Linked DNA regions of Homo sapiens: regions 2 and 3 are each linked to region 1. A link is a loop called in an ENCODE intact Hi-C map of the cell type or tissue named here. Cell type or tissue: natural killer cell. All regions are shown on one strand. Links, peaks and the distances in the headings refer to the core of each region. The heading gives the core; the rest is flanking DNA. Region 1 overlaps LOC124902789 (a long non-coding RNA gene). Region 2 has its middle 130 kb from the start of LINC02098. Region 3 holds the start of LOC105369568 (a long non-coding RNA gene).

Region 1 (10,961 bases), core at 2,087-7,086:
ATAGAAAGGGAGTATTTAGATTCTTTCCTTCCCTGTCAAGAAACTCTGTTGAATCATCTTTTGGCAATAATGCCAAAGTAATTTGTAAGCGTTAGAACATTTGTGCAGACAGCATAAGTTCCTTCAAATAATGCAGTTGCATAAAGCAGTAATGTTAATTAGTCAAAGCAACTTTTTTAAAATCAGTAGTTCTATGCACATGTGACACCACCTTGGTAAAAAGAGCTTTAGAAATTTGAAGAAAATTTTGAGTTGTCCCAATATCGAGAGGGGATGCCACTGTCACTTATTGTGAAATAGCTAGGGATGCTAGATGTCCTGCAACGTGTAAGGCATTCTCATGCAGTGAAAAATTGCCCCACATTCTAACTGGTCTTCAAATGTCCCTCCATACATTTATGTGGATGAAAACTATTTAAACTTATCTGAGCCTAACACTTAATGCCATTTACATATAAACACCTAGGATCTAGTTTTTGTACAGTTTAAATACATGATTTTGTACAGTTTGAATTTTTGCAACTGTTATGTAAATCAAAGAAAGATTACGTTTTGTCTCATATGGAAATTTAACAAGCTTCATTTATCATTGTGAAAAATCATGTTACCAGTGGAAGTACCACTTTTGGTATTTGAATACCCATTGCAATACACCCATCAGATGTGGGACTATCATCTCAAATATTTCCTCCGTAACGGATTTTCCAGAAAAACCTTTTCTCCAGATGTGTTCAAACCCTAGTCTATCCTGCTTCCATAAACACTAAATACAACCTCAATTACACTTATCAACTTGGTTTATAATTTTTGTTTATATATTCATGTCTCAGCTTTTAAACTGAGAACAACTTAAGAGCAAGGACTATGCCCTATTTATTCTTATATCTTTAGAATCTTAGACAGTACCCAATATATAGAAGGTATTTTATAAGTGTTTAGTGAATCCATTCATTCATTCTTGCTTTCATTTTATAAAAAATATTTATTTTGCACTTACTATGTACAAAACACAGTGCTAGATGATAAAAATATTGCAGTGAGCAAATCAGATATGGATATTAATCTTATGGAGCTTAAACTTTAATCAGGAAGAAAAAAAGCATCAGTTACCAATTTTTAGCTTCTATAGAATTATCCTAAATGCCACAATTAATAAGTACAAGATGTCCTTTTCGGGTATGAATGAAGAAATGAGGCCTAGGCTGGAAGAGAAATAGAAAGCGATATTTAAGTGTATCAGGTATCTATTGCTTCATAGTAAGTAGACCTCAAAGTGGCTTAAAATAACAACGATTTAATTATCATTTACAAGTCTGTGGATCAATTAAGAGGTTCTGCTGATCCAACCCCAGCTCTAATCTCAGCTGTGCTTCCTTATGAGTTTATGGTCAGCTGGGAGTTGGCTGGTCTGGGACAGCCTCAGTCAGGATCCTCCAGCAGACTAGCCTGGGCTTTCTGGGTAATGGTGGGGTTCAAAGAGAGTAAGCCCAGGCCTGCAAAGCCTTCTGAGACTCAGAATTGGCACAGTCACCACTCTGCAGCATTTCATTGACCAAGGCAAGTCACAAGGCCAGCCCAGATTCACAGGGTAGGAAAAGAGACTTCACCCCTCGGCCATGGAAGGAGCTGCAAAGTCACATTTTAAAGAGGGTAAGAGTGTAGACACAGGAAGGGGTGGCCATTGTTGTAATCAGCAGCACCAAGTTAAGGCGTAAAGAAGGGATAGGAGTCAACCAAACAGTTAGCTGAAGAGAACTGTGGTCAGCATGTCAAGGCCCTGAGGCAAGAAATAGCATGCAGTCGTCCAGAAGGCTAAGAAAGCCAGAGCGGCAGCATGCTGAGAGTGAGGGGTGAGTTGTACAAAATGAGGCTGGTAAGAAGGAAAGGGTCAGATGTTGCAGAGCCATGTAGTGTGGGCCTTGTTGCGATTTTCATCCTTTATCTGAAGAAATGTTTTAAGCAGGAGAGGGAGATGATTAGTTATTTAAATTTTCTCCAGTGATACCAATGTGCAACCAAGGTTGAAACTCTCTGTGTAAAAGAAAGGCACAACTTAGGAAGTTGTTATTACTTGTTATCCAGGTGAAAGACGACAGTAGCTTGAATGAGTGTAGTTACTTAGTGAATGAATGAATAAATAAAATTAAACTCCAAGGGAGAGATTTAGGATCCACAGGAAGACTGCCTTGTTTCAAATCACAGCTCCAGCACCCACTAGCTGTACTTGCTGGGGAAACCTCAGTACATTCTTTCATCCCTTTGTGCCACAGAGCCTTCTTTCCCAAAACGGAGATAGCAATAATACCTACCTTAGCAGTGCATTATAAAAACTAATGCATTAATGCTCATAGAGCAGTTATCATCATGCCAGGCAAATGATAGGCACTCCATAAACGTTAACTACTGTGATTGTTGTTAAAAGGATGATGTCTGAGGCAGTACAGTATCTCATGCAGAAAAGCTCTCATCCCAAAATGAATCTCTATTCTAATCCCAACTATACCCTGTAGCTCTGACTGTGCTCATGTGGTTGCAATTAAGCCAAAGCCCAAGGTGGGACCAGATACTGTCCATTTCATCTCGGCTTGTCATCCATCCTCCTCAGGTCTGCCTGGTGCTCTGACATCTGGCTTCCACTCATCTGGGGGAGGACAGGGAGAAGCCAGACAGCCATGAATCCTGCTGTCTGCTCACAAATTCGCAGTCTAGGGAGGGCTAGGGGGAGTTGCTGTCAGGGGATATGTGTAGCTCAGTAGCAGAGGCTGATGCCCTTGGGCTGTGCCAGGACTGGGGGTCAACTAAAATCCTTCCGGAGACTGCAGAACCCAGTCGTGGCCTGGCTTTCCCTAAAAACTCCCCAGCGACTAAAGGTGAAACACCTTAGAAGCAAGGAGGGCCATCGGAGCCTGAACCTGAGCTGTTTCCATGTGTGCGTACAGCCTTGTGGGAACAGAGGGAGAGCTCCGTTCTCAAGAAAGGCCATCATACGTAATGAACTGTTTTGACCAAATTACATACTTAAAATATGGCCTAGAACAAAGGCAGAACACTAATGAATCAGAGTGGTGAGGGTCTTTGAGTGGTAGAATTAGAAATGCTTTTACTTTTTTCTTTTTTGCCTTTTTGATAATAAGCATACCATTTTAACAATCAAAACAGTGGAAATTTACAAATGAAACTCTAAGTATGTCAGGGAGTTCCCCTCATTCTTAGCCCGTGAGTTGCTTCTTATAACCCTATAGTTTAATTCCAGAGAAAAAAGGTTTCAAGTAGAGCCAATCTCAGTTTACTTCACTTAGGGAGATTAGACACATACGTGACCCCAGCCAAGCCACCACAAAAACGCCCCCAGCTCTTGCCCCATATCTCCTACACGTCAGCTCTGGCCACTTAAAATTTCTCTTGCCTATTGCTTAGGACAATTGGCCAAGATCTCACTGGTGATGTAAAAGTTGAGTTGAATCTTAGATGAGACACAGAGTGCTACTTACTACATATAAAGTACTTAGCATAGTTCCTGACTAAAGAGAGATTTGAAGAAATGTTATTAGCAGGATTTCAGTCTTTCTCGCCAGAACACACTTGATGTTGACTGAGATCCCTGAGCTCTGGTCCTCTGCCTGATGTGAAACATAAACAAAATTAAAAGGAAGTCAGATAATAAAAACAGACCCTTGCTAGAATGTCCCTTGTTGAAGTCACCTAGGTGCTATTGGTAGATACAAAGTGTTTTATGAGCGATGCTGGTAAGAGCTCTTTTCCAAGTTATCTCCCCAGGCACCTCTGCCTGAAATTGGTGGTGGTTACAAGCAGAGTTTTGAAGAAAGACCTGGGTCTGGACCCTCTCTCCCCTGCTTACAGTTGTGGGATTCCAAAAAAGCTACTGTCTCTGTTTCTTATCTGGCGCTGGGGCAATGACTCCTGCCTTACACAGCCATTGTGTGAATACTAATCCATGATGTCATACCGCACATGCCCAAGAGCAGGCAGGAGGCCCTCTCCCTCACTTCTTCCAGGCTCTGATGGAATGGCAGCTTAGTAACAGCCTTGCTGTAGTCACCCCGTATTCAGCAGAGGCTCTCCTCCAGCCCAACACATATGCACAAAGGCTCTCCCCAGCCTCCTGCCCTGCTTCACCATTCCCCAGTGTCTTTATCTCCACCTGAAGTTTCACATGTACTTGTCTGTCTCTCCGAAGAATTTAAGTGCCACGAGGGCACGGTGGTTTATTCACCTCTTTAATAGTAGCTGGCATGCAGTAGGCACTCTGTAGGCATTTGGAATTAATGAATAAGTAAATACCTGGATTAATTAACTAGTATTTCAAGGGAGAGTGGGATCCTTGGGAAAGAAGGATAGATTACACCACAGTTTGCTATAGAAGGATGCCTAAGATTGGTCTTTGTCAGTTAATTACTCACTGATATAACATTGGCTAGTCAGTTGCTCTTGAGCCTCAGTTTTCCATATCTAAAAAAGAGACAATGTCACTTACCATACTTACCTCAAACAGCTAGATGGAGGATAAATCTCAAACATGGGAATAAGTCTGCTTTGAACACTGTAACTCACCATGTAAAAATGAGAATTTGGATTTTTTTAAGAAACTTAGCAGTTAATTTCCTGGGTAATATCCTAATAGAGAAATGTCCCACGTGGTATGGGACAAAGGAGAATGCCTCATTTGGATCCACATCTGATTTTAAACCTTGCTGCATCAACCTGACCCACCCAACACAACTTCACTCCCTTGGTCCCAGATTGGCAGGCACACAAGCCCTGAGGACAGTATGGCTTCAGGTCTCCCATCCGCCCTGTCAAGCAAGACGCGCAGCTTGGCACAGCCAGCCCTGTAGCCAGCCCAGGCCTCGTAATGGGATACAGAGCTCGTCGCTAGGTGCAGCAGAGTTTGCATCAGGCGTTGTCACTGTCTGGTGGTTGCCTGGTGACCCTAATGGAAAATGAGTGGAGGCAGCCCCTACCACAGAAACCACTCCCTCAGCTGGCAGGCTTGTCGGAAAGCCCAGTGCCATGGGAGGGGGAGGGGCTGCCACAGAGGAGCTGTCACCCAGGCGCCCTGTGTAGGTGGTGGCAGGGACGGGGAGAGAAGGGCGCAGAGCCACAGGAGGGCTCAGCAGTGGTGTCTGCTCTCCCTTCTGCATGAATTGTTGCTCATAAAAGATGGGTGAGCCCAGCACAGTAACTAATGCTTATCCCCAGGCCCAAATTTAGGTAAAAGCACACAAAAAGTCTCATCAGTGGTCAATGCTCCACAGCTCCAAACACAGGAAGGTGCATTCTCAAGCTGTTATGAGAAGCTCACTCAAGCTGATGGTATTGACAGCCACAGCCCCCATGCAGGGAAGGCTGGACCCGACACCTGCCCACGAGAAGCAGCATACCTGGGACTGGAGGGACTTCCTGGCCTATAAGAAGAACACTAAGAGGGGAGGAGGACTCGGGCTGATTGGGAAAACAGATGGTGAGCTCCATCCGTGGGAAAATAAATGACAGCGTGCATTTAAGAGGTTGAGCCCCAGAGCCAAGCCTGCTGAAATGCCAGCTTATCAAAAGCACAGGAGCACTGTGTGCTAGACGCTCTATCATACTCTCTTCCATCCTGGTTTCTCTTAATCCCAAGATAATGTCTGTAGGCATTGGAAAGTCTTGCTTGAGAGACGAAGAAATGTAGGCTCAGAGAGGTTGAACAGTTTGTCTGAGGTCACACAGCTACTCAATCACAGGATTTAACACAGGCTTTTCTGCTTTCAAGTCTAACATTCCTTCTCCTAACATCGTGGGAGAAAGTGATTTTCCACCAGCATACCAACTGTCTTTCTCTCCTCTATTCCCTTTCCCGAATATCTGGCAAGTAACATTCCCCAATTCAATATTATCTTTTTATGATCTTGAGAAATCAAGAATTAAGTTCATTGATTTATTTGTTTGTTTATTCATTTATCCATCCAAAAACCTATTTATTGAGTAGCTACCAATTCCAGGCACCAAGCTAGGTGCTAGGGAGTCCACAGTGAACAGATGTGGTCCCAGTCCTCAAGGAAATTGGAAGATATTTATTTAGCCCTCTAAAAGATAGTTTACAGAATTGTGAAGCAGCTTAGCACAAAAGATATACCAATTACCCACCTTTGTACTGTGTCTCCCCATCACTATTCCTCCTGTGTTTAGAAAGAAACACGATCTCCATTTTATTCCATTCTCCTCTATTCAAATCACTTCCTAAGCAGCATGTCAGTGACATTTCCAATCCTGCTAGTGATTAGTGTCTGTCCAATGAAATGGTGATGAGGTTATAAAAAGTAACAAATAACTAATATTGTGTAAATACTGTGTGTGTCTATATATATATAGACACACATATATATATACATATATATACATATATATATATAGACACACACACATATATATATATATGCCGAAGGTCATTCAATGAATTTGTTACCGTCACTACATAATGGGTTGAGTGCAACGAAGAATGGCTGAGGCTGCAGCTGAGCTCAGTCTCATTCATGAGAGCCTGAGTCCTGGAGGCCCTGCCAGGAGTTGGGCCCTCCCTGTCTGCCTCCAGGCCTCAGTTTGGAGCGGTCCTCAGGTTTCTGGGTGCTTCACTTCATTTGTACTTGGCCGAAGACAGTTTCCTGTTTCTAAGAAAAGACTGCTTGGATGTCTTTTGAGGGCCTTTGGACAGCAAATCCTGCTGGCCTGGGAGGGGCCGAGGGGCAGCACCAGGGGGAAGGGAAGCCACCAGGGAGGGCTTGTTCTCATTAACCCCTTCCAGCCCGAAGGTGTCCTGGAACTCACAGAGTGAGGCGATTGCAAACGTTTGTCAGATTGGATGAAAAATGAAGACAAGTTTATGCTTGGGCCAAATATGCCTGAATTATTTGAAGAACATCTGGATTTGCTTAGCCTAAATGAAAAGATCTTACATGACAAGGACTACAGAAAGGGACCTGTGCGTCCAGCACCTTGGAGCATCCGGAGAGACCCTGCCCTTTCTCTGTCTCCCGCTACAGCTCTCTCCAACTCTGCCTTTTCCTTCCAGCTTGGAGTCCCACAAATGGCTTTTCCAGTGATATCACACGCTGTTGCCATGGAGGCAGCTGTTATGGCCAAACAAAACTGTGTGACCTTCACCCTATGGCTTGCAACCTGTGGCAGAACATGGAAGGGAGTCACTCTGTGACCACAGGCCTCAGTGGAGCTCTCTGGGTACAAATACAAATGGAACTGCTGGGACACACTGTGGTGGGAACGGAGACCCTGTGACGGAGCTGGGAAACGCTTGGGAGGGTGGAGCAGCGCAGCCTCCTGCGGCGACAAGGCCATCCAGACCCTGATGTGAACAGCAGCTGCCTCTCCTCTGCCACTGCCAGTCCAGCCCCACCCACGCTGGACTCTGCTCCCCTCTCATCCAGCTCTCTCCAAGCCTTGGTGAGCCACAATTAACAGCAATGCTGGCAGTGGCTTACACAAGCTTTTGATGGGAGAAACGCTATGCTGAAGGTTATGAAAGCAGGTTCTGGAACCCTAGCCACCTGGGTTCTAATCTGGGTTCCACGACTCAACAGCAGTGTGGCTTTACAAAAGCCACTCGGGATCCCTAAAGCCTCAGTGTCCCAATGTAAGACACGTCAGCCCTTGCAGGGTTATGATCATCCATTGAGATCATGTAGGTGGAATCCTCCTAACAGATCTTTCTGTGTTCACTCTTGCCAAAAAATGAATCTGATCATGTTGCTGCCCCATTGAAACCCTCCAACAGTTTCCCACCACCAGGAATAAGATCCTAACCATGGTCCACAAGCCACACCCGCTGGCGGCCCATAAAACTCAACTCATGGCTGGGCGGGGTGGCTCATGCCTGTAATCCCAGCACTTTGAAAGGCCAGGGCGGGCAGATCACAAGGTCAGGAGATCAAGGCCATCCTAGCTAACATGGTGAAACTCTGTCTCTACTAAAAATACAAAAAATTAGCCAGGAGTGGTGGCGCACGCCTGTAGTCTCAGCTACTCAGGAGGCTGAGGCAGGAGAATCGCTTGAACTCAGGAGGCAGAGGTTGCAGTGAACTGAGATCACGCCATTGCACTCCAGCCTGGGCGACAGAGCAAGACTCCGTCTCAAAAACAAACAAACAAACAAACAAAAACAAAAACTCAACTCATGCCCTGGTCCACTGGTGGATCTGCTCTGACCACCCACCCTGCCAGGCCCTCTCTCTGCCTTCCAGTGTGCTCTGTGCAGGAGTGTCAGCCTGCTCTTCTCTTCTCAGGGAGACCCCCACCCCCTATTGTCAAGTCTTCTGTCTCAGCACAAGTCACCTCCTCAGCAGGGAACCATGAATCTAAAGCTGCTGTGTTCCCCACCCCGGGACTCTCTAGCCCATTTTCTGTGTAGTATTCTTTTTTCCTTTCTTTCTTTTTTATTATACTTTAAGTTCTAGGGTACATGTGCACAACATGCAGGTTTCTTACATATGTATACATGTGCCATATTGGTTTGCTGCACCCATGAACTCGTCATTTACATTAGGTATTTCTCCTAATGCTATCCCTCCCCCAGCTCACCACCCCACGACAGGCCCCAGTGTGTGATGTTCCCCACCCTGTGTCCAAGCGTTCTCATTGTTGAGTTCCTACCTGTGAGTGAGAACATGCGGTGTTTGGTTTTCTGTCCTTGTGATAGTTTGCTGAGATTGATGGTTTCCAGCTTCATCCATGTCCCTGCAAAGGACATGAACTCATCATTTTTTATGGCTGCATAGTATTCTATGGTGTATATGTGCCACATTTTCTTAATTCCGTCTATCATTGATGGACATTTGGGTTGGTTCCAAGTCTTTGCTATTGTGAACAGTGCTGCAATAAACATACATGTGCATGTGTCTTTATAGTAGCATGATTTATGATCTTTGGGATCACTGGGTCAAATGGTATTTCTAGTTCTAGATCCTTGAGGAATTGCCACACTGTCTTCCACAATGGTTGAAATAATTTACACTCCCACCAACAGCATAAAAGCGTTCCTATTTCTCTACATCCTCTCAAGCGTCTGTTGTTTCCTGACTTTTTAATGATCGCCATTCTAACTGGCATGAGATGGTATCTCATTGTGGTTTTGATTTGCATTTCTCTGATGACCAGTGATGGTGAGCATTTTTTCTTGTGTCTGTTGGCTGCATAAATGTCTTCTTTTGAGAAGCATCTGTTCATATCCTTCGCCCACTTTTTGATGGGGTTGTTCGTTTTTTTCTTGTAAATTTGTTTGAGTTCATTGTAGATTCTGGATATTAGCCCTTTGTCAGATGAGTAGACTGCAAAATTTTCTCCCATTCTGTAGATTGCCTGTTCACTCTGATGGTAGTTTCTTTTGCTGTGCAGAAGTGCTTTAGTTTAATTAGATCCCATTTGTCTATTTTGGCTTTTGTCATCATTGCTTTTTGTATTAGTCATGAAGTCCTTGCCCGTGCCTATGTCCTGAATGGTATTGCCTAGGTTTTCTTCTAGGGTTTTTATGGTTTTAGGTCTAACATTTAAGTCTTTAATCCATCTTGAATTAATGTTTGTATCAGGTGTAAGGAAGGGATCCAGTTTCATCTTTCTACATATGGCTAGCCAGTTTTCCCAGCACCATTTATTAAATAAGTGCTTATTATTTGAGACAGAGTCTCGCTCTCTTGTCCAGGTTGGCGTGCAGTGGCACGATCTCCATTTCCTCACTGCAAGCTCCACTTCCCCAGTTCAAGCAATTCTCCTGCCTCAGCCTCTCGAGTAGCTGGGATTACAGGCACCCACCATCACACCGAGATAATTTTTTGTATTTTTAGTAGAGCCAGGGTTTTACTATGTTGGCCAGGCTGGTCTCAAACTCCTGACCTCAAATGATCCACCTGCCTGGGCCTCCCAAAGTGCTGGGATTACAGGTGTGAGCCACCAAACCCAGCCAATTTGCTCTGCAATATTCATTAATGTCTAAAATTATCTTAATTATTTTTGTGATTTTTTTGTCTGTCTCTCCCAGGAGTAAGTAGGTCCCAGGAGAGCAAAAATCTTGTTTCTTTCAGTTTCTAGAACAGTGTCTTGCACACAGTAGGCACCATATGTATATATATGTTTTATTAAAGTATTTAATGTGGTATCTAGTAAATATTAGCTGCTTATGTTATTAAGTAATAACAATTAACGTATATTATTATTTAAAAACATACTACTATGGTTTTTTGTTTGTTTGCTTTTTTTTTTTTAAGTTCTGGGATACATGTGCCGTACGTGCAGGTTTGTTACACAGGTATACATGTATCATGGTGGTTTGCTGCACCTATTAACCCATCCTCTAGGTTTGAAGCCCCACGTGCATTAGATATTTGGCCTAATGCTCTTGCTCCCCTTTCCCCTCACCCCCCGACAGGCCTGGTGTGTGATGTTCCCCTCCCTGTGTCCATGTGTTCTCATCGTTCAACTCCCACTTATGAGTGATAATGTGCAGTGTTTGGTTTTCTGTTCCTATGTTAGTTTGCTGAGGATGATGGTTTCCAGCTTCATCCATGTCCCTGCAAATAATATGAACTCATTCTTTTTTATGGCTGCATAATATTCCACAGTGTGTATGTGCACATTTTCTTTATCCAGTCTATCATTGATGGGCATTTGGGTTGGTTCCAAGTCTTTACAACTTTGTTTTAGTAATAATAGTCACCTCTTACATGAGAATAATTCCTTACCATTTACAGGACATTTTGAATCAAGTGAGATCATGATTCATGATATTACACTAGCCTATGAAATGGCCAGCATTATGATTTTTGCTTGGTAGATGGAGCTAGGGGAGACATGGCAGTATGCTGGACTGGAAACCAGGCCTCCAAGTGACCAGACCAGACTGGAGCTCTTTGAACCATCCATATTCTCTGCCTTCAATTCACATCATGTTTCAAACC
Region 2 (10,961 bases), core at 2,819-7,818, 80 kb before region 1:
AAAAGAGCAGGTTGGGAGTATGAGCTACAGAGGTGAGGATGTCCCTATTTCTCAGATTAGCTTCAAAAAGGGAAATGCCAGGAAGGAGCTCCCCACCCCACAGACATATCCTTACTTGCAGGCAGGGGGAGAGATGGTACACTGCAATCGCCAGCCCTAGAGACCAGCTTCTTCTCCATCCATCACTCTAACCTACTCCATGTAAAGCTAAAGTCATACAGCCACAGAGAAAAATACTAAGAATAGTAAAGAAACATGCCAAAAAAGACAGCAGCATCACCAAATAGCCTATAAATGTGCACAGACTTGTGTAATCAAGCAAACACCATCCAACTCAAACTAGGTAGGTACCAGTTTCTGATGTATAAGCATATTCATTCATTCATTCATTCAATCAACAAAGACATATATGAAGGTTCAGTCTACACTTATTCATATTTTATGCCAGCCACTAAATAGTTAGCAGGATAATTCATCTGTGCAATAGTTATATTGGTGCCTACAGTTTGGTAGGGGTAATAGATATAGTAAAAACAGTACAGCCTGATGTAAGAATATATCAAAAAATACACACACACACACACACACACACACACACACACACATCCATAAAATAGAGATGTGCACAAAGAGATTAAGCTTGCTTGGGATGGATGAGGAGAACATCAAGAATGTCTTTGCAGAGGAGATACTATCGGAGCCAAATTTTGAATGATGACACACTCTGGGGAGTAGACTAAGAATTGAGCAGGCATAGCAGACAGACAACAGCAAAGAGAAGAGGACACAGGAGCCTTAGGCTGTTCAGAGAGTCATGCAGCATAACTGGAACGGGAGGTAACCATGGCTCTGTGTGTAGAGCTCAAATCACAAAAGGCCATATTTGCAAGAGCATGGCCTTGATGTTGAAGGTACTGCAGAGCCATTAAAGACTAGCATAAAAAGAATGACAGAATTAGGCTTGCAATGAAGAAATACTCTGCTTCTCAAATGAAAAGCAAATTGAAGGGAGGTGAGGCTGATGGTCAGGAGGCTATGGAGCAGTCCAGATGAGGGCTTCCATTTGTAAAGTGCCTGATCATACCAGATACTAAACTCATCACTTTTATGACAACAAGTATGAATGAGCAGATGCTAGTTTCCAGACACTGTTCTGGGCAATGTAGACACAGTGGCTGATAAGCCTGACAGAGTCCCTGACCTTGAGCAGCTTACACTCTAATAGGGGGAGTTAAATACATAAGACAATTTCAAGGATGGATAAATCCTAGAAACTGATCATCTCATTATGTTACTTGCCCACAATTATATGGAAAGTAAGAGAAAGAGCCAAGATTTGAGCCCAGAACTGAATCCTCAGTCTATGATCTAGCCCACATGGACTTTAGGATAGAAGAACAACTTGGGCTCAGATGCGGTGGGAAGAAGGTGCAGAGGAGCTGGGGAGATAAGAGTCTGGATGATCCTAACGGCAGACTCTTCACAGTGTGCTGTTTAATCAGCTATTATTGGCTGTGGGTCAGCTAGCTGAGTAAGTTTATAATTTGCTATAAGTCTTAGAATTTTCGTTAACTCATTTATTCACTCATTCACTAATGAACATTTACTCTGTTCTTGGCGCTTGATCTCTAAGCATGGAGGTAAATATAGAGCCTTTCCCTTTAATTTGTTCATAAAAAAGTGGGAAATCAACCAAATAAACAGAAACATAGAGAAAAGCAGGATAGGTGCCCTTAAGATAGTTAATACTGTACTGAATAGCTGCCTGCCAGATGCGGCATTACATGAAATATGGCAGGAAATATCAAAAGACATCTCTGTTTGTTACTGTTACTTTTTTTTTTTTTTTTTTTTTTTTTGAGACGGGGTTTCGCTGTTGTTGCCCAGGCTGGAGTGTAATGGCGCGATCTTGGCTCACCACAACCTCCACCTCCCTGGTTCAAGCAATTCTCCTGCCTCAGCCTCCCGAGTAGATGGGATTACAGGCATGCACCACCACACCCAGCTAATTTTGTATTTTTAGTAGAGACAGGCTTGCTCCATGTTGGTCAGGCTGGTGTCAAACTCCTGACCTCAGGTTATCCGCCTGCCTCGGTCTCCCAAAGTGCTGGGATTACAAGCGTAAGCCACTGCACCCAGCCTGTTACTGAGTCAGGCAGAGAATGGCAATCAATCCAAGAAGAATGTGGGAAGGCCAAGATATGTGTAAGACAGTGTGAGAAAACATTGAGGCCTGAGAAACTTAAGGAAGATGTTTAGACTCTAGAAATATCTGTCATTCCAAATGGCACTTCCATGCATACAGAAATGTAGCTTATTTCTTATACAGAGTTTTGTTTTCCAAACCAGAAATGCCAGAATAAACCAGCTACATAAGAGTTTTCCTCTTAAGGAGGTCCATTCTGTATTTGGTTGAATTGTGTTCATATTACATAAAAGAGTTCTAAACCTAATCTTTTAAAATTGCCCCCAAAGCCTGAAGCACATTGTCCCAGATATCTTTTCTAGTGCTTCATTTTTAGTCCTTCAAATATAAATTTGATTTATAGAGACAGTCTAAATCTGTTAGAGCCAGGTGTGAAGAATACTAAGAACAATTTTGTGGGATGAATAATGTTTGATAAAAAAGAAGAGCAATAATTATAATCTAAAATTCACCGAGTGCTTTCTCGGGGTCAGATGCTGTAACAAGTGACTTTTGTTCTCAAAAAAATCTATGATATGGATATAATTATTTTTATTCCTACTTTATTGGTGAGAAAAAGATCTGAGAGGTAATGAACTTGTCCCAGGTCATATAAAGATTCTGAATCAAAATCTGTGTCTGAATCTAGGACTTGAGTTTTTAACCATTATGTCATTCTATTCCTCTGCCATACGAGATTCTAAAATGAGGGCTTATAAGTTAGACAAGCAGCAAGACCATTTTATAAAGCTTCTTGTAGCTTAACATTCTAACTTTTGGAGACTACACATCATAATACATTACACATATGACATATTACACATATGACGTACGTGTAATGTACCTATATTTTGAATAGATGTGGCTTACAGATAGTCTCTTGAAATGGCTAACAGATAACTACATAAACAGGTACTCAGCTTTACTAATCTTTAGGGAAATACAAATGAAAACGGCAATGAGATATCATCTCATACCTGTTAGGATGACTATTATCAAAAACCCGAGATAACAAGTGTTGGTGGGGATGTGGAGAAAAAGAGAACTTTTGTTCACTGTTGGTGGGAATGTAAATGAGTACAGTCACCGTGGAAAACAGTCTGGTGGTTTCTCAAAAAATTAAATATAGAACTACGCTATGACCCAGCAATCCCTCTTCTAGGTATATATCTAAAGGAAACAAAATCAGTATCTCAAAGAGATGTCTGTGCTTCTAAGTTTACTGCAGGATTATTCATAATAGCCAAGACATGGGAACAACCCAAGTGGTCTTTGGTGGATGAATGTATAAACAAATTGTGGCATATGTATACAAAGGAATATTATTCGGCTATAAAAACGAAATCCTGACATTTGCAACTACATGAATAAAACTTGAGGGCATTATGCTAAGAACAATATGTGTAATGACACAGACAAATTCTATATGATAAGAGAAAGACAAATACTGTATGATCTTACTTATATGTGGACTTTAAAAAAGTCATATTCATAGAAACAGAAAGTAGAATTAGAATAGTGGTTGTCAGGGGCTGGGGGAAAGAGAAAAGGAGAGATGTGGTCAAAGGGTACAAACTCTCCGTTACGAGAATAGGTTCTAGAGACTTAATGTACAGCATGGTGACTATAACAATACTATATGATATAATTGATTTTTTTTTTTTTTTTTGAGACAGAGTCTTGCTATCTCCCAGGCTGGAGTGCAGTGGCATGATCTTGGCTCACTGCAATCTCTGCCTCCCGGGTTCAAGCGATTCTCCTGCCTCAGCCTCCCAAGAGGCTGGGACTACAGGCACGCGCCACCATGCCCAACTAATTTTTGTGTTTTTAGTACAGACGGGGTTTCACCATGTTGGCCAGGATGGTCTTGATCTCTTGACCTCATGATCTGCCTGCCTCGGCCTCCCAAAGTGCTGGGATTACAGGCGTGAGCCACCACACCTGGCCTTGAAATATTTTTAAACAGTAGATCTTAACTATTCTCACTGCACACATACACAAAAGATAACTATGAGGTTATGGATCAGTTAACTTGTTTGTGGTAATCATTTCACAATGTATACATCTATCAGAACATCATGTTGTACATGATAAATATACTCAAATTTTATTTGTCGATCATACCTCAGTAAAATAGGGGGAAAAATAATCTGTGTTGAATTGCTACAGTCTCTGACAAAATTATTAATAAGTTAAATATGTATTAATTTTTATTTACAGCTTTATTTTTACATTTTGGGCCCAGTCATTCTTTTTTCTAGTCTCATATTTTGTGAAGGCATCGAAAAACATGCTGACCGTAGGGGCACCATGGCTATAACGACTTGCCTACAGTTTGTTTCCAAGGAAAAGCCGTAGAAAGGATTAGAATCTCACAGTTGGATTATGTCTGTAGTCTCTTAAAATGAATACTGTACTGTGCCAAACAACCTTTAGTCTCCTTGCTTAAAAGCCTCAAGTCAGATGTATGATCTCTCTTACTCTGAGGAAATGCAGGGGCGTGTCCCTGGTGATCATCTTGGTTGAGTTTCCTGTCTTGGCTCCGTTGCCTGAAACCTCATCCAATGTCACCTTTTAGTGAATCTAAAAGCCACTCAGAAAATAGGCAGAATCTACCTATTACTCTGAATTATTCGTGGGCAGGGCATAGCGTACCCATCTCCCAAATCACACTTCAGCTTTAGGATTTCTACGTCTTACCCCCATAGGTATTTTGAGGAGCAGGGCAGCCTCTATCGTGGCTTCATTTATTTTGCTTTCGGAAAAGTGGAAAGAGATTTCCCTAAGCACTGGAAAGAATCTGAGATAGGAAAGAGAAAGCCAGAAGAGAAACAAACTTCAGACAGCAGCGTGGAGGAAGGAAGTGGAAACAGAGACCAGATGAATTCCGCTCCCCAACTTTCAACCCAAAACTGCCTCCTGAGCTGCGGGGTCCCAGAGGCTCCTGGGTCCTCCAGCAGGAATCAATGTGCACATTTCCATATCAAAGAAACAAGCTCCCCGCACAGGACCTCAGTGAAAGGAGATCTGCACTGAGAAGAAAGCGAAGTTAGGCGCCTCGGCAAGCATTTAGAAATAACTTTAAGCACCAGCAGCTCAGGCCTCATTTTTGTAATGCTCAATCACGGATCACCTATCGACCAACCCATCAAACTCCCCGCCCCCAGCACTTTTATTTCTCCTCTTTAGGAAGTACACTTCAGTATCTTTGGCACAGTGCATGAGCACGACTAAAGTAAAACATCGCAGAAAACATAGCTTTAGTCTACCCTTCGTGTCCTAAAAGGAAAACCAGTAGCTTCCCAGGCCACCGGAAGGGCAACACATGTCCTCTGCAGTTTCTGCACACGGGAAGGTAAAGACAGAGAGAGGACCTACTCCTCAACACAGAAACATTTCAAAATCTTTCCTCGCCTGCAACCCAAGCTGAAGTCATTCTCCCCAGAAATAACAAAAGTTGGAAGAGAAGCCGGAGACAGGATAGGTGCAGGAAGCCCACACTTTGAGGGCAGCACTCAGACACCCTCTCCTGTGTGCAGGACGTGCCGAATGTTCAGGTGCAATGAGAATGAGCCATGCTTGGCTTACGAGGGCAATCTGGCCCATCAAGTGGCCTTCGCCTCTGGGAGTAACAAAAATGCACTTCAAAATAGCTTCTGTAATCAAGCTGCATGGGTGGAGTACTCCCCAGCTGACTCCAGGAAGTTCTCTATCCAAAGCTATTCATTAGGCCAGAGCTGTGCAAATAATTAGTCACCCACTTGCTCCATAACCCTCCATGACAGCCCAGGCATTGAGTCCAGGTGGGACCATCAAGCCATGCTCTGGTGGCTCATGCATTATCATAGAAATGGGAGGCTTTATTTATTTTACTAAAAAGAACAAAAACAACAGACTGCTGTCCTTTAGACAATAGGATCACGTCATCTGAGCCCTCTGTGCCCCAGGTGACAAGCCCAGCCCCAAGTTCTCTTTCCTCAGCCTCCCCACACATGTTCTGGAGGAGATGGGCCCAGCAGGCTGCTCTGAGGCCTGGCTGTCTCATCCTGAGAATGCGTCACCGTGAAGTGCCCTTGCAGATGTTTCCTGGGCTAAGCCTGACAAGGCTGAGAGCAGAGACTTTGGCAGCAGGAGGCCAGGGGGAAACAAGAGGCAGCCCTGAACTCAGCCTTCACGGCCCTCCCTAAACACATGGGCCAGCCACAGGGAAGAAAAAAATGCCCTGTAGCACAGGAATCTAAAACATTGCTGTTGTTCTAGTTAATAAAAGGACTTAGAGATTGAAAAGAAGTACCATCTGTATGGCTGGCAACAGACAGCATGATTTTGATGACTGACTCTGGGGAGATCTGAGAAAACAGTACATAATATGTCCTTACCTCTGCTCCATCATTCATGACCCAAGCTCCTGCCCTGTCTTCTCAGGAAGATTCTTACAGTAACTCCAGTTTGGAATTCCCCTTTCATATTTGAAATAACAACAGTAATAGTGACCACTAATGCTTACCGAGTGTCCACTCTGTGCCAAGCATCGTGTTTTTATCATCTTTTTTGTTAGGCACTGTACATGGATTAATACAATTACAACCCACCACAACCCCATGAGATAAGTACTTGTACTATCCTCATTTTATGGGTGATGATACAAGAAACAGAAAGGTTCAGCAACATGCCTAAAGCCACACAGCTACTATGAGGCAAAGTCTAGGTTTGAACTCAGAAATTCTGACTTCAGACTCACTTATCTTATTATACTTCACTTAGTATCTCCCATTAATTAATTCATTCATTCTTCCTTTTATTTGTTAATTCACCAAATATTCTGGGAAGCTACTTGTCTAGACACTGTATGAAAAATGAGAATGGATACAAAGCAACCTCAGACATGAACTCAAGGTCCTTACAAGCTTAAACGTATATGATACATTTCCAAATAGCAATACTATGAGGACAGCTGATACTCACAACATAAGTCTTGGTGGTCACAGGAGATCTATCATAGGATTTCACGAAGAACCTGACACTGAAAACCAGAACTTGAGGGAAATAAAACCAAAATAGAAAGCATTGCTCACAGAAGCACGTTCAAGCGTAGCCCAGCAGAATGCATGTTTATAGACAGCAATTTTCTAGATTGGTAATTATGACATATGCATGAGTAGCACCATGAGTGATAAGAACAAGACTGGCAGGTTATGGCCAAAAAATGAAGATTACTGAGTTTAGGTTTATTTGTAGACCAAGGGGAGTCCATGAAGGTATTTGAACAAAAGAATGATGCAATGAAATTGTGCTTTGGGAAGATTAATCTGCAGTGTACATCGTGACTAAGTTAGAAGGGAGAGAAGAAACAGAGGATGAGTTGGGTGACTATCACAGAACAGGCAAGAGATAATGGCAAGTTAAACCAGAATGAGATGGCAGTGGTATAGAGTAGAGCTGCTGGGGAACCCGCAGGGAAAGTTCAATGAAAGGACGTGTTGGCCTTCTGTATATGAAAGCCCATGGAGGGGAATTGTGCGTAACTAGGGGGCTGGAGGAATATTGTTCTATTAAGAAAGAGAAGAATTATGAGGATGGTGTAGTTTATGTGAATAGTACCAGAGAGTTTGACTTTGAGCTCCATGTAAGTATGTACATACTTACAAAGCAGAGAACTGAACATCTTTGACTATAGCTTAGGAGAGAGTTCCAATGTGCTGAAAGAAATTTAAGCATCATCCACACAATAGTGGCCATTATAATGGTAGATGGAGATGGAATTGACATAAAACAGTAATTGCAGAATTTTTTAAATTATAGAATGAAAAATAATACAGGCTGGAAGTTCCCTGAAGGTGTCACATATCCCTGATTTATATTCAAGGCCATAGGCTACACAATAGGCTTACAATAAATAGTTATTTGTGGAAAAAATGAAGCCTTGTAGATTCAGGATAAACTAGAAAATTAGTCTGGACAGCTGCGGAAACTTTAACTTCTACCCTGAAAATCATAGTAGTGGACAAATTAAACTAAATTTCTTCTCTAAGCCATTGGTAACTTTCAGCTCTAAAATGTCAAGCCTTTCAGAAGAGTGGACTTGTGTTTCCCATCTCCACATCCCATCCGCAAAATGCGGGCAGAAGTTTCACCTTCAGCCCTAGAAACATCTTTTCAAACTCCACAGAAGAATTTTAGACACTGTTCTAAACTGCAAAGTAATTATTAAATGTTGCATTTAATATTAAAAAAATAAGTCCCTTTTATCAACTTCTTATAAACAGAAGTTGTTTTTAAGAATTGCTCAGCCTGGTTGACAGATTGAAGAGGGTGAATTCTGAGTTAGGGCTCCAGCCAGCTTTCCCCAAATCAAGGATGATGGACATGATGTGTGTACACTTGAGATGGGTCAATATTCAACAGTGGCCAAAAGCACACGCTGAGCGGTAGAATAATTTCCACTCGAATTTTCAGGTCAACCCTCTAAGAGATATTTGGGGCAACATGATGACTCTGCAGTGGTTTTTCTCTGGTGGTTCTGTGTAGATTGAAGGATGGTTGAGGAGATAAACAAGGAGACAAACAGAGTGTTACCACAGATACCTGAATTTGTTTCTTCTCATCAAAAGTTATTTACCACACACTGGTTCTTTTGATCTCTTTCTGGTCCCTATCAAAGACATTGGCTTGTACCTTCACCTAATTCTCAAATCAAACTTTTCAAACTTTAAAATTTAAAAAAAAGAATTTAATTCATTATTTTATTTCATCTTTTTACCCTTTCTGCCATCGTCTTTATATTTCCCATCTCCCCAGGTAGTATATGATGAAATTTCCTCACCTTAGCCTTATATGTCAGGGGAAATGTTGAAATTAGCTATTTCTTGGGACCTAACACTCAAACTTAGATTCATTTTTTTGGTCTTATTTTTCAGACCCAAAGTAAGATCAAAGCCTTAACTAAGATCACCCAGCACTGGAGGGACTGTGGTGGGACATAAAATCTACAGCTTCCATAGCCTGGGAGCTCAGAGCATGAGGAAACAAAAGACCATCACTTCATCATCCTCAGCTTCAGTAAGGCACTAGATTTAAAGGGTTAGAGATAGTAATAAGAACCATTTTTAAAACTAGATTAAAAGGTTAAAGTAGAAATTGGTATTGTCGTCTTTTTGTAAAATGCATATGGAGAGGGGGAAAGGAGCATTTCGGTAATCCATCTCCAGTCTGTGCATTTAGTAAGTAAAACGCTAACCAGCATGTCCGCGTCCACACTTCTACAAACACACTCCTCCTCCTCTCTGCTAGATGTAAATGACTCCACAAGTCAGAAGCATGGAGTCGGCCTGAAATATCTTGCCCCTATTCCCTTTCCCTCATATATAATCAATCTCATTAATCAACACTCCCACGTTTAAAGTCTGCTCTAAAAACAAACACATACATATCTATCTTGTCAAGACTAGTAATATCAAAGGGGAATTTTGCCCCTGAGAGGGATATTTTATATATATTTATGGTGCTATTACAATTATATGATCAAGAATCATTGTTTCTGTATTTTTAATTTAAGGCATGTTTCCATGAAGGATACCCATGCATATGAATAAATGAAACTGTATCTGTTTTTCCACAAAGATGTTTGAAATTCTTTCGTGAATTTCACTCAAGAAACTCTTTCTTGAATGCACTTTGCATTCAAGACCCAGGTTCAATCCACAATTTGGGGTAAAGGTCCCCACAATCAAGTCACAGAATCTTGTTTGAGCTAACAACCAGTTATTCTACCCAAAGTAAAGAGTAACTTAAATTTTCCCATTGTTCTTCCAGGCTGGAAGATGTAAGAAACACACACAGTATAGTGTAGGTTTCCTCCATAGTTAAGTACCCCAGAGCTAGGCTGAAATCCAGTGTTGGATTGTTTCCAACTTATAGTAGGGAACCGCCAATGACATGAAAGAGCATTACCTTACCGGACTGATTCATATTCTACTTCCAGTCATAGTACAAATGATCACATGTCCACACCCACATGTGCTCTGATAAGTAGTCAATTGAGAGGAGTGAGTCAGGGAGCCGTAACTTTGCAGCCAACCTGCCAAGAAGAACTGATGCTTTTAGAAATTCAGCAGCTTTCATTGGCATAGAAGTTTCAGCCTTATAGGCCCAGGGTTTCTCTGAGGCAGAGGCAAACCCTGTTGTTATGTTGTTATCTCAGGATTCTTTTTTTTTTTTTTGAGACAGAGTCTCACTCTGTTGCCCAGGCTGGAGTGCAGTGGCACAATCTCGGCTCACTGCAAGCTCCGCCTCCCGGGTTCACGCCATTCTCCTGCCTCAGCCTCCCGAGTAGCTGGGACTACAGGCGCCCGCCACCACGCCTTTCTAAATTTTGTATTTTTAGTAGAGACGGGATTTCACCATGTTAGCCAGGATGGTCTCGATCTCCTGACCTCGTGATCCGCCGCCCTGGCCTCCCAAAGTGCTGGGATTACAGGCGTGAGCCACTGCGCCCAGCCTATCTCAGGATTCTTAATGTAAAAACAGTTCAGTATGGAAAGCGTACTTATGACAGAGCTGTTGCAGAATGTGAAATCACCCATGTGCCTAAGTGTCTCCCTACTACCTGGAACACTAGACCACATGCAGCAGGCCCGCCTCCACAGGTGAAGGCCTCTGTTCAATTGAAGAGGAGCTTTGACACCTTGGAAACAGAGGTGGAGCCAAGAGGCTGGAAAAGCCTACCTGTCACTACTGAATTTTCAGAACACAACTGTAAATACCCTCTGGGTTTATT
Region 3 (10,961 bases), core at 3,556-8,555, 200 kb after region 1:
TGGAGGAGTAGAGAATTTTAGCCAGAGATTTCTTTTTTATTGCAAGGAATGGGAGAGAAGGTAGTGGGACAGCAATGTCTTTTCCAAGCTGACCCTTGGCTCAACATGAAAAAAAAAAAGGCAGCAGTGGAAAGTGATGTCAGGATACCAGTAGTGTGTTTGAAAGGCAGGATCCCTGGGTCCAGTACCAACTGGCCCTGCACTCCCGAATCCAAGGCACTTCTACTGTAGTTTTTCAACAAATTTATATTCTGACCTGAGCTATACTAGATAGTACTCAGTGCTAGGATCAGGGCAGAGAGCAACATAGACCCCCTAGGCCCCCGTCCCAGTGGTGCATATGGCCTGCAGGGAGATGGGGGATTGAGCTTGCGAAAAGCTCTGTGGCAGAAAAGCACAGGAGGCTCTGAGAGCACAGAACAGGCCACCTGGCTCCACCTGGGAGGTCAGGGAAAGCATCTCCTATGAAGTGACTTTCAGGAAGAGGCTGAGGAGCAAGGAGGAGGAGCCCAGAGACGATGGAAAGGGATGGCACGGACCTGGTAGGCAGCCCTGGTTGGAGGAAGCCTGGCCTGCCTCAACCACAAAGAGGCTGCTATGGCTAAAGTGTAAAGATAAGAATGGGCCTAGGCAGCTCCACTGCCAATGAAAAAACAGAAAGGCTGGGGACACAAAGACCGCCCTGGAAGCTGAGAGTGACCGAAAGCAATAGGCCTGCATACATGTAAAGTTGAGGCCTGCGTACGTGAAACCACCTAAGACGTGCAGTGACTCAGGAACAAAATGAGTCGGGCAGAGGAGGCCCACTGTGCCTTAGGAAAGGTGGGGAGTGAAGGAAGGTGGGCACCATGGAAACAGAGCCGGAGGACCCAGCTGGGTGCTGGGAGCAGCATTTGTAGCATCAGGGGATGCAGAGAGCAAGTCCAGGCTCTGCACTCACCATTGAGTTAGGCTGCGTACAGCCAATTTTAGCTCTGCATCCCAGACTGCAAAGATGGCAAGTGTTCAGGAAAAGGAATGAGCTCAAATAAGTAGGGGAGTCTTGGAGAAGGAAGTAGAAAAGGCTGGAGTTGAAGACGACCAAAGGATGGGTAAATGAGGTGGAGGGTATTCCTGGGTGGGGAAAGAAAAGCAAACCTGAGGGAGGGTGCACCCGGATTGTATAGGGGGCAGCTGGTCAGGGAGATGGGTCGGACATGCAGGGCACCGGGCAAGGAGGGCCTTTGAGTTCTTGTCAGGGGACGTCCATGAGAGGCCAAAGAGCACCAGTGGAGGATTTTGAAAGGTGAGCGGCAAAACAGTGTAGGTGGGGGAGAGATTAATCCAACAGTGGTGGACAGCCCGGAAGGGAAAGAGGGGAGGGAGGCAAGTCAGGGGCCGCAGCAGCCTAGGCTGGGCAGGATGGGACTGAGGGGTGCACCGCAGGCAGGGGAGAAAATGCCAAGTCCGAGCATTTCTGAGCAGTAGCATGGACTGGGAGTGTCGGTGGAAAGCTGGCTCCTGGGTCTGAGTGACTGGGTGAAGGCAGGGGCAGTCTCTGCAGAAGGGCAGGCAGGGCTGGGGGAGGCCAGGAAAACAGATGGGGAAGGGGTCACTTTTGAGGAAACCCAATATACAAAATAAATTAAAGGGAGCTGCCCTGGTTTGAAAGTAGAGGCACTATGAGCCCTAGCCCTCAGCCCCCCACCCTCACACTCAGATCTCGAGGACTTCCCAGAACAAGGCTGGAAAGTCCCTGTTAGAGCAGCTGAAGATCATGGACCAACCCTGGGGCAGAGATCAGGGTCAGAGATGAAGATCTGGGGTCACCAGCATGGAGCTGATAACTAAAGACACATATGGCATCACCCAGAAGGACAGAGGCGGTGCAGGGCTGAGCGGTGGGGAGGCTCCCGCTAAGCACCCACCCTGTTTTGCCATTTCAAATGCCAGCTCCACGGTGCCACAGACACCATCTCCTGCTCAGGACTGTCCTTCCTGCACTGCCTCTCCTGTATCAGATTCTGTCTGACTCCATCTCTCCCTCCCTTTCTATGTGCCCCTGGTCCAGCACACAGCCAGCCTCCTTGTCTTCTTTGCTTCTTTCTCTCTTCCTTCTCCCACCTGCACAGGCACCCGTCCATCTGGGCTCCTTGCTTTAGACTCTCTGAAGCTTCCCACCGCCACTGCCCCCTCATCAGGTCTTTTTGGGTGGCATTTCTGATTTATTTTTAGCCCCTGTGCTATCCTGAGGATGTGAACAATATTCCTGAGTCATGATTTTGCACGGAAACAGAGGCAGACACTCCCTGCACATCTCTGAAGATGGCTTATCAACCTCTCGCCAGGCCTACAGGGGAGAGAGCTTTATCTGACAGTTCCTCTTCTGGATGGACGTTTTTCCTTCTTCTCCTCCACCTCCAGCTCAGCCTCCAGCTGCTCCAACCCAGCGGGCTTCAGTCAGAGAAGCCAGCTGTTCTGGGGCAGCAACTTGAGCTAACTTACCCGTATCCACATCACATCCTCAGCAGAGTTGGCTTCAGGAAAAAGGGATTGTGCGAAAGCCTCTGGTGTTTCTGTTATTGAAAACAGAGAGCAAACCAGTTCAGAGAATGAGCAAGGTGAAACTGTTTCTAAAGAGTCCTGTATTGGGGGCCAGAGACTTGGGTTCTAGGCTTGTCACCTTAAACAAATCACTGAATTCCACTCAAGGAGTATTTTCCAAATCCCTCCTCTCTGCGAGGCTCCAGCCTGGGTTCTGGTTTCACTTGAGTAAAACAAGCTGATCCTAGTAAATCATAATAATGGCTGTATTTATTGAACAATTACCACATGCAATGCAACATACTAGACACTCAGAAACACTGACATTTTTCACAGGAAGAAACTGGATCTCAAATTGTTAATGAAGTGGTATGGCCAAGAAATCCGGATTTAAAATCATTTTGGTGTCATCAAATCCCAGGTATATCCACTCCAACTCTCTCTTTCTTCCTGGGCCTCTTCTAGCCCCAATCGTTACCTGCCCCCATTGCAGAAGAAAGAATAACCAAATCTTAGACAATTACCCACTTGCCAGGTGCCCCGGCTGGCAGGGTAAAATTCAGTGTTTGGGGAGCTCAGAATGATGAGGGATTTGGAGATCCTTCACGCTACGGAAAACAGTCACCAAGCAGGACCCCATGCTTGGCTAAGCCTGTGAAATATCTAGACATAAAACATCTCTGCCAGCCAATGCTCCCAAATGGAGAAAAAAACATTTTGTGTCTGTGGCAAGATTTCACCCAATTCTATCATCCAAATTTTTAAAAGTAAATTCATTTGAATTTTGTCATGTAGTATCCAATGCGACAGGATCATCAAGTGTAAGATTACAGTGTCAAACCGGAAAGACCCAGCTTCCTGGCCCCTTCTCCCATGTCCTCTCTCTCTCTGTCAATCTCTCTCCCTCCCTCCCTTTTCTCAACAGCAATGCGCTTCCCCCTCCCCTGGCCCCACACACATACCTTTGGCTGCAGCTTGAGAACCACTGCTTGCCTTTTAGATGCTTTGTGATTTCCCAATAGAAAATATAAAACGATGTGCAAATTACATGGCTGGGGTAAGAGGTGGGAAAGAGAAAGAAGTCCTGAATCAAACTCAGAGACTAGTTTCTTCCAGATGGACGTGAATAATCCCAAGGGTGTTGCTCAGAGAGGGGCCGGTCTGCTGACCATGATGCAAGTCCTGGGACCCGGCTGTTCCCTGTAGGATATTAGTCACTTCATAAAACCTCTAGGCCAGTTTCCCAGGCTGTGGGGCCCTATAGGCAATTTCCCATAGGGTCTCAGAGCCTGAGAACCTGTGCATCTTACTGCCTGGTGGTCGGTTCATGTTGCAGCAGATGTGATTTGCCTCTTGAAACATGACTTCAGCAAATGTCTCAAGACAAAGCTGTAAACTTTCTTAACTTCTCTCGCAGAGGGAGCTCCAGGACCCAACCCAGCATCCCTCCTTCTGGCCATGACACGTGTCGGAGCCTGGGGAAATACAGAGCTTTTGCCTTGAGGAAATGCCACACGTGTGTTTCCAAGAAGCCACACGCTGGGAGTTCCAGGGATGTTCTTGGGGCAGATGAACGGACAGCAAAGAGCTTGGAGCAGGAAGTTCGGTCCCCAAGGCACTTCCGAGAGGAAGCTGAGGAGGGAGAAGCGTGGACTCGTAGGTGGCCAGATTCAGAGGTCACTCAGCACGAGTCCCTCCCACAACACTCCTGTCTTGCAAGCCTTGGGTCTTAGCTGAAACTCCACCTTCCCCTCCCCAGCAACTGATTTCACCCTTGGATTCCTTTCTAGGTTTTAACATTCTTCAGCAGCTGACAATCACATGGCAGGGCAGGGTGGTAGGGATATCTCATCAATGATGGAGTAAGGAAACACACTTATTCATTATTCACTAAGTCTATCAGCCCTAAAGGTTTCTTATTTCCAAACAGGAAGGAATTCAGATTTAAAAGAGGGAGAGATCAGAATGGATGACGATTAGAAGAAGAGAGGAAGAGGGAGGCAATGCAGCCAAGACACCAGACCAGGAGGGGAAGAGCTCCAGGCATCAGATATCTGTGCTGGGCGGCATCGCCCGACCCACAGGTGAGCACAGGTCCAGCTGGGGTCTTATGAAGAATGTTCTTGTGTGGACGTGAACACAGTCAGCGATGCTGTAGAGGTGACTCCCTGGACACACTCCCTTCGGGTGGCCCTGATCACCAGCCACTTGAGTTCTTGTGTCTGTGTCTTGATCTATCCCCAAATGATAATAGCAGCTTAGGATAAAGCTAAAAGCATGCCTCCTAAAAAGCAAAACTGGTATTTTCCTTCTTGATGATGAAATACATAAATGTGTCACTTTGTAGTGAAAAGGTGATGCCTCCGTAATCAGAGAGGTCACCTTGAGGCCTGAGTATGTAGTTTGAGGCTGAGGGCACAGCCGTTTGTTCCAAAAGCTCCTTGCAGTTTTGCTGTTGCTTAGGTTAGGTGGTTGTTTTTACTTTTTTTTTTTTAAACTTGTTTTTGTAGTGGCATCAATGTTCACATTCTATGAACTCTGTCCCCTAGAACCCAGACATCTTTTCTAGAAACCAAGATATTGTTTGCTTCCTTGAATTGTCTTTAGAAGTGCAGAATTTAGGAATTAGGAAAGTGATGGGTGGATGTCACCCTGCCCCTTGTGATTGACTCCTGAGAGTTCGGAGGGTACCACGCCCACCATTGACTTAAGCCGCTGTCTTTTCTTGTGTTTGTGGCCATCATTGCCCCAGCTGTGCTAAGGAGACCTGTGTCAAAACTTACATCCCACATTCCTGCTTTCCACAACCTATTACCTGCAGTGTTAACCCTAAAATGCCCACATGTATTGAGCTGGTCTTCTGCATTTAAGGATTTATCCCCCGTCCCCCAGCACCTCTGTGTGTAGGGGTAGCGTTCATAAACCTGAGTTTGCCTTTGTTTTCTGCCCTTGTTAGACCCTGGTACATGCAACAGACTCAGATTTATATTCGTTGTAAAGTTGTAAAAATATTATGAAGTCATCAATTTTCCTTCCGTCTCCACATCGCTTAACATCTGATTCACAACTTAATGTATGTCCCAAAAAAAGAAAAGAAAAAAAGGTTGGGGGGGAGCAAAGACAGGCTCTTTATCACTTAAAAGCAATAAAACTAGACTGTTCTACATTATATAATAATTAATAAATAAAATAAATAAATGTATCACTTTAGTTGTGAGGCAGTAGTGTCAGCTAACATAAAACTAACATAAAAACCAAATAAGATTTAAAAAAAAAGGAGTCCAGAATCTGGGGCCTTATCCTTTATTCCAACCCCCAAAGTCAACTGTCTACCTGCAGTATGGGCTCCTCAAATCCCTGGGAGGGGCTCTAAACCCACCATTGACCTTTCTTGAAGGTCTACCCAAGAAGCTTGACTCTGAATCAAAGAGTAAAGGTCAGGGCGAAGGAGAAATCAAGAAGCTTGGGAGAAAACAAAAAGAACATGCCCAGGCCATCCAGGGATCTAACTTGCCAAGTTTTAAACCAACCTTCTGAGCTCTAACAAAATGCACACCCCAGGGTATTAGGACTGATTTACTCTGGCCTGAGGTGACTTCCTGTTTTTGAAGAGAAGAGGTGGGTAGCAACTCAGAGATGGGTTCTGGGCACCGGTCGGCTTTGACAAAACAGTCCTCGCTTGACTTCAGCATAACTGGGGCAGATAGGGCGAGATAGGATTACTCCCCAAACAAGAAGTTTCACAACCAGGCAGGCCGCGTGCCTAGGAGAGCGGGCAGCGGGGTTGGGGGGTGGGGTGGGGGGATGCCAATGCAGGGGCGGGGCTCCCGGGCCTGAGAGAGAGGTGACAGGCACCGGTGAACTTGCAGGGTGACTGGCTTCAGTTGTCTTTTTTCAGCAGGAAACCAAAAAACAGTGCTAAAAGAAGGTGACTGAGAATCAGGAAGACATACTAGCTGCTACTGCCTGTTGCCGGCCTTCTTGCACTTACTCCCCCCATTTAATCACCAGAAGGGAACTCACAGAGGGCAGCAGCTCATTGCAGGGACCATAGAACTAAGGTGCACAATCAGCTCAGTAGGGCAACAACCCACACTGAATTTTTTAAGTAAGACCAAGTTTCAAATACCTCAGTCAATAAAAGCCAGCAATTAGACCACGTGTCCTGTTTCAATAACGAGAGTGAGGTTGCCACCACCATGGGCAGCAATAAAGTTGTGAGCTTGGCTCTGACTTTGCATCAGGGGTGCCCCCGGCTCGGCAACCACTCTACATCAAACAGCTCACAGATCCCCTCCTCCACTCACCCTTTTCCCCCCCGCAGGTGTTCTTTTTCTGAATAGCAACAACTACCACACCCCAGCGTGTTGTTTGTTCACTGGTGTTCCTCCATTTTACCTTGAAACACAAGAAAGCATCCAATAAATAATGGCTAAAAGAGTGAGTCAATGTAGGAATCTATTATCTACGTTTTTCCAGCCAAGCTTCTTATGAATAAGGCCCACGATCAGAGTTTTACAATTCTGTATCTTCTCGGTGTCCTGTACCCAGTAGATGCTTTAATAAACACGCACTGACAGATCAATTCCAGTGGATCCTAGGTCTGGATGAAAAGAAAGGAATAAAGGACAGGATCCCAGAGGGCAGGAGGGCCCACACTCGGTGATGCTGGGTGTTACAGAGAATGCGCCTGTCACCAGGATCCCGACACTTAGGGTGCTCACTCAACACCCCTGTGCCTGGACCTTGGCTTGCCTCAGCCCAGAGAATGCTGCCTGGCAGTCACGTTCCTCCCCCACCAACTTCTCTTTTCCTCGGACGCTCTGTTTACAAGCTTTCCCCAACCTACACTCAGTGTGACCTGGTCTCCACGCGGTTTCTGACATTCCCACACCTAAGTCCACCAGACCCACTTGCTCTTGCACCCCATTTAGAGATATGAAACCCTTGGTTTTTACCTAGCAATCAATCTAACTGCAGCTGACTTTCTCCAGGGGTGAATCTCTCTGACTAGGAAAGCACTATAAATTTGAGGGTGGGATAGGAATAAGACTGGAGAAGGGTGGAAAAGACCCAGTCATCTTACTTTTTTGTTCTGTCTAACAATTGCAGGTGCTTTCATACAAACCTGTTGCCCTTAGCAACCATCCCAAGGACTGTAAGTTAAGGTTTCCATTTCCATCCCACAAACAGAGCATGAAGGCACAGAAAGGTCAACCCTCACAGTATGCTGCTGGGGCACAGTCCTTCTGGCCCGGCTCCCACACACAGACTCCCTGTGCAGTTCTGTGGGGTAGTCCAACCCAGCACAGGATCTGGGATCAGAGAGACCTGAGTCTAAATTATGCCACTGCTAACCTTGAAAAATGTATTTAAACTCGCTAAGCCTTGGTTTTTCTCATGTGAAAATTAAAAAAACGAAACATCTAGCTCACAGAGTGTGTGTGTTATTTAAATGAGATAGCAGCAGACACAAAATGCCTGGTCTGCATCTAGGCATTGCAGATATTTGATAGGGCAAAAGTCAGCATGTAAAACTGTTTTTTTTTTTCTAGAATGCCAGGCACAATACCAGGTTCAGCAAAGCTTGCAAAAATAATACTAGCCACCAAAACGAATGAGAAAAGGGAGGACAAAAAAGGAGAAGAAAAAGAATTAAGGTAATTAGTCTATTTGCACTAAAATAATAATTGTAACAGTAAGTAAGCTAGCTGCTATTTGGATGGCTGGAAAGTTGTTAACCACAACATAATGCAGTGATTGCTAATATATATATTACACAGAGGAAGGATGGAGGGACGCTTTCTGTATAGGAAGGCCTCACACAGTACCATCTGAAATGGGTCTTTATGGATAAGTTGGACTCTGACAAGGAAGGAAGAGAAATGTTAGGCAGAAGGACTCACACATCATAAGCCAACACCCTGCGTTTGGAGGGGGGCTGAAGCAGGGGCCGCCTAGGGAAGTGTGCGGGAAAGAGACTGGGAAGGTAAGAGGGGCCATACCATGAAGGGCTCGGTTTGCCTGACTGAGAAATGAGACTTTATCTCTGAGGCCTCAGAGGTTCCCAGTAGCAGGAGGTGGGGAGACATGACCATATTTGCTTTGGAAAGAACTATGGTGGCTGGGTAGGGGACACAGAGGAGGGGAAGTTGGAGCAAGGAGACGATTAGCAGTCACTCCAAATAGGAAAGTCACACATGGATAAATGGCACCATATGGCAAAAACAGTGAAATCTTCAACGTCAAAGGTGAGCCCCAGAATCACTAAAAACTAAATCCTAGGTTGGGTTCCCTGGCCTAGGCGATTCCTCCGCCTCTGTGCAAGAGTCACCATGAACCCTATCTCTGCCTTCCAGCTGCCGTCCAATCCAAGATAAAGGTGAGTAATCCAAAGGAAAGAGCCCCGAAAACCAAAGGGAATATTTATTTTAAGTAGTTTGACGTCTGTAGGAAGGGGGAAAAAAATCTACCAAGGCCTGAATGGGGAGCCATGACATTCACAGAGCCTAGCCATTGTGTAAAGAGAAAAGTTCCTCAAGATTATGTTTGTCCAAGAAATCAGACAGTTTACGGTCCCCAAGTCAAAACACTCAAGGATTGGAAGCCAGAGTTTCCTGGGCTGAACCCAGTTACTAACTAAAGTGAAAAGGAAAGAGTAATGAGATGCCATGAATTGTTGTTAAGCGGGTGGAGTTGGTTGCCAAGGCTTGAATCCAGCAGATGCAACAGCAGAAACTGGGGCTTGCCAGGCCCCCCGCCCCCGCCCGCTGCCCCACCGCCCACCCTGACCTGGCGCTGCTGGGGTCACTGTGACTGGACCTACTCACAGCTGCAAACACCCTCCCGCCATGGGACACGGGGGAGCTTGAGCCTGGCTGAGTCATGTAAGCCAGCCAGATCAGTGCCAGGCTCGCCCCAGAAATCAAAAGAGACCCCTCTCTTCTTGCTACTTGGGTGACAGTCTATACTGGTGTCCTGCAACAAATGACCACCAGAAGGAGCATGCCAGCCCTCCTTTGTCCTTATTGGAGGTGTTGTGAGAGGTGGGGGAGATTTTATCACCTATAGGAGAAGAGGATAAACCCAGGAAAACCGTTCATGTAAGGACAGTAGGGAGGAAAAGGGGAGGAGAGAGAAAGAATGACAGGGAGGCTGCCACGCCCTTCCAGAGCCTGCTCTCCTCCTTCCTCACCTAGCTCCTTCCACATCTACCCTAAATGAGCTCAGGAGCTGAACTTGGTTGCCCACAGAGTTCTTATCAGGACCACCCTGGCTGAAACACTGAGGGAAGAAATAGGGACAGCGATGAAGAAAGAGTGCTGCTTGACATTGCCATGTCCCATCTGTGCGTCAAGTCACTGAATGTGACCTGTTTGCAGTAAGTTAGAATCCAGCTGCCGCCTGAGAAAGAAATACACCAGGCCCCTCTGGGCAGGTTGTGTGTGTCTGGGGTTGCCCAGTGACCCTGGAGATTGCTCAGATGTCTCCCACGTGATCACACCCCGGTGGCCTTCAGAGAGGTATACACTCTGAATTAGGGCCACTGATGGAGTGGCAAGGTGTTTGGGGCTTGAAGATTTGCCAAAGTGTAAGTCTTAAAGATTGTATTTGTGGAGAGATCCTGAAATGTCTCCACATTTGGGAGATATTTGTGTTTGAGGGTTACAGAGCAAAGATTCTCTTATCAGCACAGCACGGGGTACAAGAATGGCAAGTTTAGCTCAGCAGTCAAAGTCATGAGAAATTCAGAGGGAGGTGTGAAATTTCTTCTTAAAACTGAAAAGCAAAAACATTTCACAAACAAACGAAAAAGGAAAAACCACAGCTAAAATCCGTAAACTATTAACTATATCTGTTTATTAACAACAACAAAAAAAAAAGCAGATGGAGAGCTTTTTCGTTAATAAGCTAAAAAGTTCGTGTTTTTGTTTTCTGTAAGCCTGTTTTAAAGAAAGCTCCATTTCTCATGACTGACCTTCTGAGAATAGAATGAGGTGTTTTCTGCAGTGGAGTCTGATTCTTTCATCACTACCGAAGAGCACTGAGTGATCACCCACACTGCATGGCAGAAAACAGAATGTACTGTTATACCGCATTGATGCCATCAAAGTGTTTGTGGAGTGTAAAATTAATATTCGGCTTATGAGGGTAGGCCGGGGGAGAGGGTGGGTGTTGTTTTGCATCCCACATCAGGACACCCTGTATTTAAACACACTTTGTGTCATCGAGGGTGCTTTCAGAACCCATGCACCCAGAACCAAGTTCGGCCGTCAGCCACATGGAAAGGCAGCACCCCATCCCTTCCCCTTAGCACTTCCTGACCCTTCTCCTTTTGCTTCCTACTCCTAGTTTTCCCCCTTCCGCAAAGAAAAGAGTTCTAAACCAGATCACAGTAAGACCTTAGGGATGAAAGTAGCCATCCCCTTCTGAAGGTG

The links. Hi-C counts contacts between places; a loop is a spot of excess contacts. Peaks named below come from ENCODE experiments on the same cell type or tissue, not always from the same donor. Only the 100,000 strongest peaks of a DNase experiment are listed, where the experiment ranks them.
Region 2: a loop joins it to region 1, with 2.2 times the contacts of the local background. A loop is called at or near these places in 16 of 110 quality-filtered maps.
Region 3: it touches region 1 in a loop (8-fold over the local background); 2 of 110 quality-filtered maps call a loop at or near these places.

What each region holds. Positions count from the first base shown.
Region 1 is chr11:128,417,814-128,428,774 of GRCh38, forward strand. All of the region lies in intron 1 of LOC124902789 (a long non-coding RNA gene), which reads left to right. Among named protein-coding and RNA genes, the nearest start is that of MIR6090, 99 kb to the right of the region's middle. RefSeq lists enhancers at 4,514-5,014, 7,021-7,315. In natural killer cell, for the core only: no CTCF peak of the experiment used is centred there; a DNase peak (open chromatin) is centred at 4,988; H3K27ac peaks cover 1,508 bases.
Region 2 is chr11:128,336,804-128,347,764 of GRCh38, forward strand. No RefSeq gene overlaps it. Among named protein-coding and RNA genes, the nearest start is that of LINC02098, 130 kb to the left of the region's middle. In natural killer cell, for the core only: no CTCF peak of the experiment used is centred there; DNase peaks (open chromatin) are centred at 4,698, 5,058, 5,188, 6,238 and 1 weaker place; H3K27ac peaks cover 2,757 bases.
Region 3 is chr11:128,618,220-128,629,180 of GRCh38, forward strand. LOC105369568 (a long non-coding RNA gene) reads right to left here and starts at 4,027. Exons shown (of 7, transcript XR_001748441.1): 1 at 3,486-4,027; 2 at 2,663-2,767; 3 at 2,485-2,555. RefSeq lists enhancers at 3,492-4,691, 10,055-10,264, a cis regulatory region at 5,944-6,830 and a silencer at 6,172-6,221. In natural killer cell, for the core only: no CTCF peak of the experiment used is centred there; DNase peaks (open chromatin) are centred at 4,815, 6,322 and 6,762; H3K27ac peaks cover 2,867 bases.